Linked DNA regions of Mus musculus: region 1 is linked to region 2. A link is a contact called in ENCODE Hi-C or POLR2A ChIA-PET data. All regions are on one chromosome and are shown on one strand. Each heading gives the region's core, a stretch centred on a gene start or an enhancer-like site at or near the end of the contact. The rest is flanking DNA. Distances are from core to core; before and after follow the strand shown. Region 1 holds the start of Trim37 (tripartite motif-containing 37). Region 2 holds the start of Smg8 (smg-8 homolog, nonsense mediated mRNA decay factor (C. elegans)).

Region 1 (4,614 bases), core at 1,741-4,240, 40 kb after region 2:
AGGTATATACTGAGAGGTGCACAGAAAACCAGTTTAGTAGGCTGAGAGGAGTCAAGAAGGTACTATACTCAAACCGGCCATGGAGTTCCAGGTGAGTCGGGCCACACAGCAAGACTTGCTTTCAAACAAAATCCACACGTGTGAATGTTTTCCCCTTCCATTTGTTTTCCAGGACTTGAGACTCTGTGACCCTCCCGGCCTGGAGATGGCTCAGAGTTTAAGAGCACTCACTGTTTTTTCAGAGGTCCTGAGTTCAATTCCCAGCAACCACATGGCTGCTCACAGCCATCTGTAATGGGATCTTGTGCCTTCTTGTTGGCGTGTCTGGAGACAGCTACAGTGTACTCATAAATAAAAATTAATTAAAATAGACTCTGTGATCCTCAAATATTGCCAGTAAAATTCTCTACCTCAACATTTAAATTGAACATATTCGGATTACTTGTTCATTTTGTAGTTTTGGCAGTGGCTTTTGTTAGCTGGAATGGTTACCTTTTTAATGTATTTGCATCCACTTACCTATAAAATAAAACCTAAAATTGGTCATAGTATCTAGCCTCCATGTTATATTATCTTCATTCTTATTACTTTTATTTAGGATTATTTCTCATCTAGATACTATTTTCTGTTACTATAGTGTTTCTATATAATACTATTTAAGATATTTAAAAACAAGCATAATGCATATTATTTAGAAGTAGTCAGCCTTCAGTTTCTTTATTCATTTCTATACATATTCACATAGAATTTTTCTTTAGAAAAAAACAAAACAGGTAAGCATACATTATACTGTAGCATTTAAAATTTTCATTTTATATGATTTCATGACATACATTATACATTTAACATCCTTTTTAACACTTGTAACTACTGTATGGCTATATCATGATTTTGTTTAGTTTCTTATTGATAATCTGAGTCATTATAAAAGTAATAGCATTTTGGGGGATGTGTCTTGTGGCAAAGGGCAGAGCAAAGTCAGCCCCTAAGTGCTGTTTTTGTGAGACATGGTCTTGGGCTAGGGCTCTGGTTGGCTTTCTTCAAGTTCTCAATCTTCTGTTTCAAGCTCTCCAGTGCTAGCAGACTCCCTCACCCACGAGCTGACAAAGGACCTTTAACCCTTACTTAGCCAACTACCAATTTAAGCACTGTATGCCTATTTTTTAACAAAGACCTCTAACTAATTACAGATTTCTTTTATTTTCTACTATTATGAACTAGCCTGATAACTAGTTCCTTAAACATTTTGGGTATATATGGCAAATATACCATAATCTATAGGCTACTGTTATCATCTGTTATACTACAGGGCAAAGGTTTCTCCATATTGTTGAGAATTCCAAATGCCATAATATTTCCCACAAACTTTTGATTGTTTTTTTAGTCTGGCGACTTAGCCCAGGCTGGCTTTGAACTCACTAAGTAGACCAGGCTATTCTGGAGATGGTTTCTGCCTGGTCATGAAAGGCTATGATTAAAAGCTAAAGACATGTACCACCACACCCGGCCTCCACAAATTTTTAGGTATAGATTAAATTTTAAAGTGTAAATAGAATGTGGTGGCATACCTATGTATATCCTAGCACTGAAGAGGCTAAGGAGGGAGTTGAAGGCTGGCATATGCTTTATAGCAAGTTCTAGGTCAGTGCAGGTGACATGGGAACATCAGCAAAAAGGTACAATTCAGGACACGTTAGTAAAATTATTCTGCAACTATCAGCCTGCATCTAGTTCAAAGACCATAAGTGGTTTGAAATGAAAGCCTTTTTTGCTTTTGGTTTTTCAATACACGGTGTCATTGTGTATCCCTGATTGTCCTGGAACTCCACCTGCCTCTGTCCCCCAAATGCTGGGACTAAACGAGTGCTCCACCATGCCCAGCTTGTGAAAGCATATTCTATCTCTACTTAATTAAATTATGTGTGTGTAGATTATTTTGGGTTATATTAATATATGTGCATGTGAGTGTGGGTGTTTTAGGTGGGCAGAATGGAGTTGGAGTATAGGCTGGAGACCAAAGGCAGGGTTAGAGAGTGGTCCTCCCCCGGAGTAGCAAGTATTCTTAACCTCTGGGCCATCCGTCCTACCTCCATAAATCTTGTTTATAGTTCATATAATTTTTAAAAAATGTTGCTAGTAACGAAAAGATTCTTTCTAGATTATCAATTCTCTGGATTGGGTTCATAAATAACTTTGTAATAAGCTTAAGAGAAGAATTAAGATTTAAGTATTTGACCAACGCCTTTTGTCTCACATACCCTCAATTTCTGCACCCTAACTGGTCTCTTCTGGAAGGAATTTAGAAGCGATTCCCTAGACTCTTTGTTAGTCCCCATAGCAAAAACAACTCAAGCTGCAAGAAAGCCTTAGTCGGTGGGATGTGGATCCAATTGTCTCACCAAAATGAGAAGACGTGGTACCTCTCCCCTGCAATCCTTACTTCCAGGAAGCTTGGAGACTTCACTATACGTCCAGTCTATCATGAACTAAAGAAACCTTGTCTCAAAATAACAGGTCAAGAGAAATCGCCGGTCCATTACAATTGGAGCTTTCAAATGCATTTACTATGGAGGGGGACTAAGTTTTTTTTTTTTTTTTTTTTTTTTTAAAGCTTAAAGTCTGCGTTTCCTCCCAGAGGCGGAAAGCAAACACTAACCAAGCAAGAGTTCCCGGCTCCAGGGTCTCCTTAGGTGACCCACAAACAATGGGAACGCAAATAAGACTCTCCGTCCCTTCCTAATACTCGGGAGCGTGGCTTCTTCCAATTAGGACGCACCAAGGAGCCTACATCACTGGCGGTAAAATCTGCGAGGCGAAGGGCACCGCGCCGACGCCCGACACGCCTCCCCGCGGCACCGCCTCTCCAAGTCTCGTGTGCTGCGCGCACCGCGGGAACCGGGCGCCCGCCTCTCCTCCCGCCCCGCTCCGCCCCGCCCCTCCCCTCCCCTCCCGCAACGCCGAGTGCGCGTGCGCATCGCGTCCGCCCCGTTGCCGCGCCTCTAGCTGCCCTGGTTACCGTTGGTGTTTGCGAATTCTCTGTGGCGCCTGTTCCGCCCCGGACGGGCCCCGCGGCGGTTTTCACACGCGCGCGCCGGCGTCACGTGGGCCAGGGCTCCCACGCGGACGCAGGCCAGCTGCTGAGGCGGGAGGAAGGCGTTGCGGCTACCGCTAGCCCTTCCCTCTCCGCCCCAGGGCTGGCGCGCGGATAAAAAAAAATGGCGAAATGCGGGGTAGCCGGTGGGGAACCCGACGGGATGGGGCGCGGAGGTGGCACTGTTGTGGGAGCCTGCTGAGGTGAGCGCAGCTGACCTGGCGACCTCGGGCCGGCGCCTGACAGCGCAGACACGGACTCCGAGGGTCGCCGAGGGCCCCGCCGAGAGCCGGAGGCAATGGATGAGCAGAGTGTGGAGGTGAGGGGCATCACGGAGGGTGGCGGCTGGGCTCCTTTTCTATCCGGGGCCCCATGCGCTCGCCCTCCCTGTGGGAGGCAGCCTCTGCGAGTCGCGGAGAGGGAGGCTGGCCCGGCGGTAGTGCTTCCAGCCCTCAGCATGCCCGGTGCTGAATCTGTTCCGCAGTCAGGTGCTGCGGAGCTCCAGCGATGCCTTGGCACCTGCTCTCGTCGCTGTTTGCAGGCTGAGCCTTTCTAGAGCAAAATTGCAAATTCATCGGAAGGACTTGCCCTGCTTTCTCGCCACGACTTGCTCTGCATGATTAAACATTTTTTTCACCCTCAGCGGTTCATTTTGTAGGACACACACACCTCTCTCACACTCGACTGACTTAAAGACTAGTAGTTTCCAGCATTGATTCTTGTAAGATGATTTCATGATTGGGGTATTTCCATAAAGGCTAGAATCATCAAAACGATTGCTTGGGGGCTGGGGGGCGTGAACCGTTCAGAGACTAAAGTACTACATGATTTTTGCTTTTTAAAAATAAGGGATAACTTACTGAGCATTGCTCTTGAGATTAACCCAGTTCACCCCCATGGTTTTATTGTCTTCCCAAAGCCAGTTAAGAGTCCGCATCTCTCAGGACCTGGTCTTGCAGTTATGACCATCAGTAATTTTCTACTTAATTGCTCTTGTGAAAGTTGTGTGAAGGTTTTGTAAACTTTTCTTGGTTTTAGGAGGGTTTAATTTTTCTGGAATGGAGTAAAAATAGACGTGGGTAAACTTCCCTGTTTTCAATTTTTTTTTAGTTATTAACTTAATGTCAATAGGGACACTCGCATTTATAGTGGCTGCAGATTTTCAGGCTCACATAATTAGTTGATTACATCAGGACAGAAATTCAGATTCTGAATTAGTTTGCCTCTAATCACGATATCTTTACAAATGTTTGTTTATTTAGTGTGTGCATGGGTGTGCATTGATGTGCCGGCGTGGAGGTCAGGACAACTTGGAGTTGCTTCTCCTTTTACCATGTGGGATTCCTGGGATAGAAGTCAGGTCTTCAGGTTTGGTGGTAGGAGCCTTTGGCAATGCTGAGCCACCTTGCCCGTTCCAGTATATCTTCTTAAAAATTTGCTCATGTCTGGACTCAGTGATGCATACTTTAATCCCAGCCCTTGGGAAGCAGAAGCAGGCAGATCTCTGATTTCTAGGCCAAGAT
Region 2 (4,679 bases), core at 1,602-4,101:
TTCTTTTACAACACTGAGAATGAGACCTGGGGCCTCCTCACTCATAGCTGCAGTGCAAGTGTGGCAATCTGGAGGCAGAAGGATCTCTAAGAGTTCAAGGTGTAGTCTATAGTGAGACCCTGCCCCAGAAATAAATAGTCAAAATTTGACTTTTTTCCCCTTCTGTGTCACATTATGGTGACCTTTCTTTTCTAATAATTCAACAAAACCTCTTTAGGATAAAGGGTGATACATTTTCTGAAACTTCATGCCACTTAAAACTTTTCATCTACCAACTCACCAGTTTATTGTTAAAAAAAAAATCAGTCATGGGTGATGTTTTCGTTTTAAGAGGTAGAAGATCAAATTTAGGGCTGGAGCTGACAAGATGGCTCTTGTAGTACCTGCGTTCCATCCCCAGAACCCACAGGTTAAAGGAGGGGACTGACTAACAGGCTGTCCTGACTTCCACATAAATTTCATGCAGTCACACAAACACACACACAAATAGATATACTATATATGTATGCATGCACACACACACACACAAAGTAATTTTAAAAATAAAAAGAAGTAGAAAGTATTTACTAATTGGGTACAGTGGCACATGGACTTCAAAAGCAGAGGCAGGAGGAGGAGTTCTGTGACTTGGAGGTCAGCTTGGTCTATATAGTGAGTTCCAGGTCCAGCCAGGATTAAATAGAGACCTTGTTTCAAAAACAACAACAGAAAACAAATAAAAGCAAAGAAAGAAAAAAAAAAGTATTTACTATCAAAGTTCTGCAGGGCTCTTAAAAAACAACCCAATTATGTACCAAATAAATCATCTTAATACATGAATACACACCCAGCTCAGGTGCCAGTGAGATGACACAGCAGGCACAGTGCTTGCAGCACAAGGCTAACTCCATGGGCTGGATACTTGGGACCCATGAAAAGGTTGGAGACTACTGACCTCACAACATTGCCCTCTGACCTCCAAGGGTGCGAGGTCTCTCTCAGACACACACACCACACCATACAAACACACACTAATACTAAAAGCACAGCTCCAGTTTTCAGTTCAAACTGTTGGGAACTTTGTAGCTACCTGATTTAGGTAAGGAATGAAATTTGTGGACACAGTGTTGGTCAGTCAAGCTCCTCTCTTCGCACAGCTGATGGCCATTGCTCCAAAATTTGTAGCAGTCTTCGTGTAATTGCATGGCATATTTGTGAAAGGCTGGACCTCGAGCATGCTGACTGTATACCCGAAGAGCCTGAGCAAGCTGATTCTTATGGACTGTCATGGTGTAATTATGCGGCAAGTTTGACTGGTAGGCACTATGAGCCATGGGTAAAGCTTTTTGGCACCGGTTTTCCGAGAATTTTGTGTCTATATCCAAAAACCCTTCTAAGACTTTAATACTGCTTAAAATCTTAGATGTTAGCTCCCCAGTGGGGGAGCCCAAGTCCTCTTCCTTCCCATCGATAGCCACTTCATACAACTTTGCTGCTGCAGAGATCCACTTCTGGTAAGTGGGCAGTTCAAAATGGGAAGGCTGTGGGTTCCTGCCCACACTGTCATCAAAACCTTTTTTGCTTAGGACCAGCTCCACGTGCTGCCACAGGAATTCTCGAAGAGTGAAATCCACTAGCTGGCCTGAAGAACTCGAGGTGCTGCTATCAATGTGGAAGGAGAGCTGTTGGCGGCTGTGCTGTCTCATCGCTTGGTACCGCCTAGGTCCAGAAAGGGGTGCGGGCACCAACAACGATTCTGGGTCTTTCACGGTACAATGGCTCCTAAGCTGGTCCAGCAACATGCCAATTGGGTCCTCCTCCTGGCTTCCGGGGACTATGTACACAAAAGCTTGGTTGGCAGGTACCGTAAAGAGGCAGTTGATACTCTGATTAGTCAAGACTCGACTCTTGCGAAAGATTCTATAGATCTGGTCCTCCAGGGCATGCTGCAGCCTTCTTTTGGGAGAGTGCTTCTTGGGTTTATCTGGATGAGCTGTATCCTGGCTCCGAGGCGGTTCCACCTTAAGGGCCCCATTGAGTTGAAAGAGGAAGAGGAGTCTAGGTGGGCAAGGTCGGCAGTTTAACTTCCAGTCTTTGCCAACTGGGCAATCCTTAATGGCTGTTTTGAGGAGGGGTAGTACTTTCTGTCTCAGTCCATCCAGGGCTCTGAATACACGATCATAAGTGATGTCAAAGGAACACGTCGGATGGACCAGGAGCAAGATATGACAGACAGAGAAGAGGTAAAGGAGGCTGAGACACTGTAACTTCTCCTGATGCTTCCAGAACTCGTGTGTTTCTGCATGAGGTAAAGAGAGGCCCCCTCCGGCTTCACCGCTCTGGAGGGCCCGACAAGCACGCAGAAGCTGTGAGTTGTCACAGATGGAAGTGAGAATAAGATACAGAACTTTGCTTTCCTGATTGTAATAGGCCTGCAAAAGACTGAAGTCCTGGGGACCTGGCTCAGCTCGGTTACCTTCCGCCGTAGCCATACCTCCGCGAAGTGAATCCCCGGCTGCAGCCCCGGGGTCTCCGGCTCCTCCCGCCTCTCCGACAGAGACAGCTTTGGTCTTGATTCCAGTTCCTGGATCTCCAGGATCCTGATGGTGAAAGAGTGGGAAAACCTGTCGATCGCACACAGTATTCACCAGAGAGAACTTCTCGGAGTTGAGGCGCAGAGCCGTCTTGCCGAAGATTCCCACCACGCAGATCTCATCCTCCCTCCACGGGGGCTCGGGCGTGCCAGCCGCGTTTCCCCCGCCTTCAGCGGAGGGGCCTCCAGGACTCTCAGAGCCCAGCCAGGCCGACGCCCCCATGAGCAGCTCGCGCAAGCTGACCGGCCCCGCCATGGCGGAGAAAGAGCTTCCTCTAGCGTTCTTCCGGTCCCTCGCTGATCCCAACCCACCCGGTCCTATTGTGAAATCCCTCCTCCGCCTGTTAGTCCTTGAGTTCCGGGTGTCTGTCCCTCCCCCCAACACTCCCTTCCACCCCTTTGCCTTTTCGTGTCCCTTGCAAGGTCTTAGCGCTACGTTTACTCAACTCGAGTTTAAGATATCGAAAGCTAGATTGGTTGCCGTTTCAGTTTTAAAGAATACGCCAAAACCCACAACAGTTCCAACTGATTCTTCTAACAGCTCAGCGTGGGTGGTTGATCATACTCTCACCTTTTCTGAAGACTGAGGCAGGAGAATTTCTTAATTTCTTTTTCTTTCTTTCTTTCTTTCTTTCTTTCTTTCTTTCTTTCTTTCTTCCTTCCTCCTTCCTCCTTTCCTCCCTCCCTCTCCTCTCTCTCTCCCTCTCCTTCCTTCCTAACTTCCTTCCTTCCTTCCTTCCTTCCTTTCTTCCTTTCCTCCTTTCTCCCCCATGCCCCCATTCTACCTCTTAAATGCTGCGATTAAAAGCATGCACCACTACCACCCAGCAAGGAAGAAGGATTCTTGAGCACAGCAGCTGTGCTAGCCTGATAACATACCAAGACCCTGTCTCCATAAAGAAAAGAAAACAAAAAAGAAAGGACAGGAGGGAGGAGCGAGAGCACCAAACACATTGTTGCACTTCTGTGATTCCAACATTCAGATATTGCTCTTACAGAGAAAAGGAGCTCTTGTTTTGCAGCACCCATGGCCTGCAAAACACACACACACACACACACACACACACACACACACACACACACTCCAAAATTAATCTTTAAGAAATAGAAGACGTGGAGGTGGAGAGCTACGTGTCTAGTATGCAGGAAGTCCTGTGTTCTATCCTCAGCACCAGTATAAACTGGGTATAGTGGCCCATGCTGCAAACCCAGCACTTGGGAGGTGCCAGAATGATTAGAAGTTCAAGATCATCCTGAGCTATGTCTCAAATTCAATGCCAGTCTGAACTGTAAGAAAACTGTAAGTCGTGGTGGCACGCTCCTTTAATCCCAGCACTCCGGAGGCAGAGGCAGGCGGATTTCTGAGTTCAAGGCCAACCTGGTCTACAGGACAGCCAGAGCTACACAGAGAAACTCTGTCTCGAAAAACCAAAAAATAAAAAAATCTGTTTCAAAACAAAAAGATAAACATCAACAAAAGAATTGTAGAAAATTCTAGGGAGGCAGAGGCAGGTGGATCTCTGAACTGAATTTGAGGCCAGCCTGGCCAACAGACTGAGTTCCAGGACAGCCAAGGCTACCCAGAGGAACTCTGTCTCAAACAAACAAACAAACCAATTGTGGAAAATTAATCTAATAATTTAGCATAGTGGAAATATGAATAAGTGTGCGTGTGTGTTGCTGGGGATCTAATTCATGTCTTTGTGAATGCTAGGCAAGTGCTCTACCACTGACTACATTTGTAATAGATTCTTTCTTTCTCCTTCTCCCTCCCCAACCCATTGTAGGTTCAATTGCCCTGGAACTCTTGTCCCTCCTGATTGGTCTATCTTCACACCCCAAGTGCTGGCATTACAGATGTATACCATCCATGCTTTTCACTTCTTACAATACTTATGGTTTTAAGCTAGACATAGAAGTAGGTCACTTAAGCCGAGTATGGTGGCACATGCCTTTAATCTCAGCACTCGGGATGCAGAGGCAGGCGAATTTCTGAGTTTGAGGCTAGCCTAGTCTACAAAGTGAGTTCCAGGACAGTTACAGTGAAACCCTGTCTCGAAGGAAAAATGAAGGAGGAGGAGGAGGAGGAGGAGGAGGAGGAGGAGGA

The links. A loop is a pair of places that touch in the nucleus more often than their neighbours do. ChIA-PET counts read pairs that join two places held with the same protein, here RNA polymerase II (POLR2A).
Region 1: a loop to region 2 is called in a map of T-helper 2 cell, with 2.4 times the contacts of the local background. The contact joins the promoter of Trim37 here to the promoter of Smg8 in region 2. A Hi-C loop is called at or near these places in 1 of 37 maps with a recorded cell type or tissue (T-helper 2 cell). POLR2A ChIA-PET finds 5 or more read pairs at or near these places in 3 of 5 experiments (Patski and embryonic stem cell).

Annotation. Positions count from the first base shown.
Region 1 is chr11:87,124,085-87,128,698 of GRCm38, forward strand. Trim37 (tripartite motif-containing 37) reads left to right here and starts at 2,991. Exons shown (of 24, transcript NM_197987.2): 1 at 2,991-3,410. The coding sequence starts at 3,390.
Region 2 is chr11:87,083,926-87,088,604 of GRCm38, forward strand. Smg8 (smg-8 homolog, nonsense mediated mRNA decay factor (C. elegans)) reads right to left here and starts at 2,852. Exons shown (of 4, transcript NM_024262.1): 1 at 1,070-2,852. The coding sequence starts at 2,828.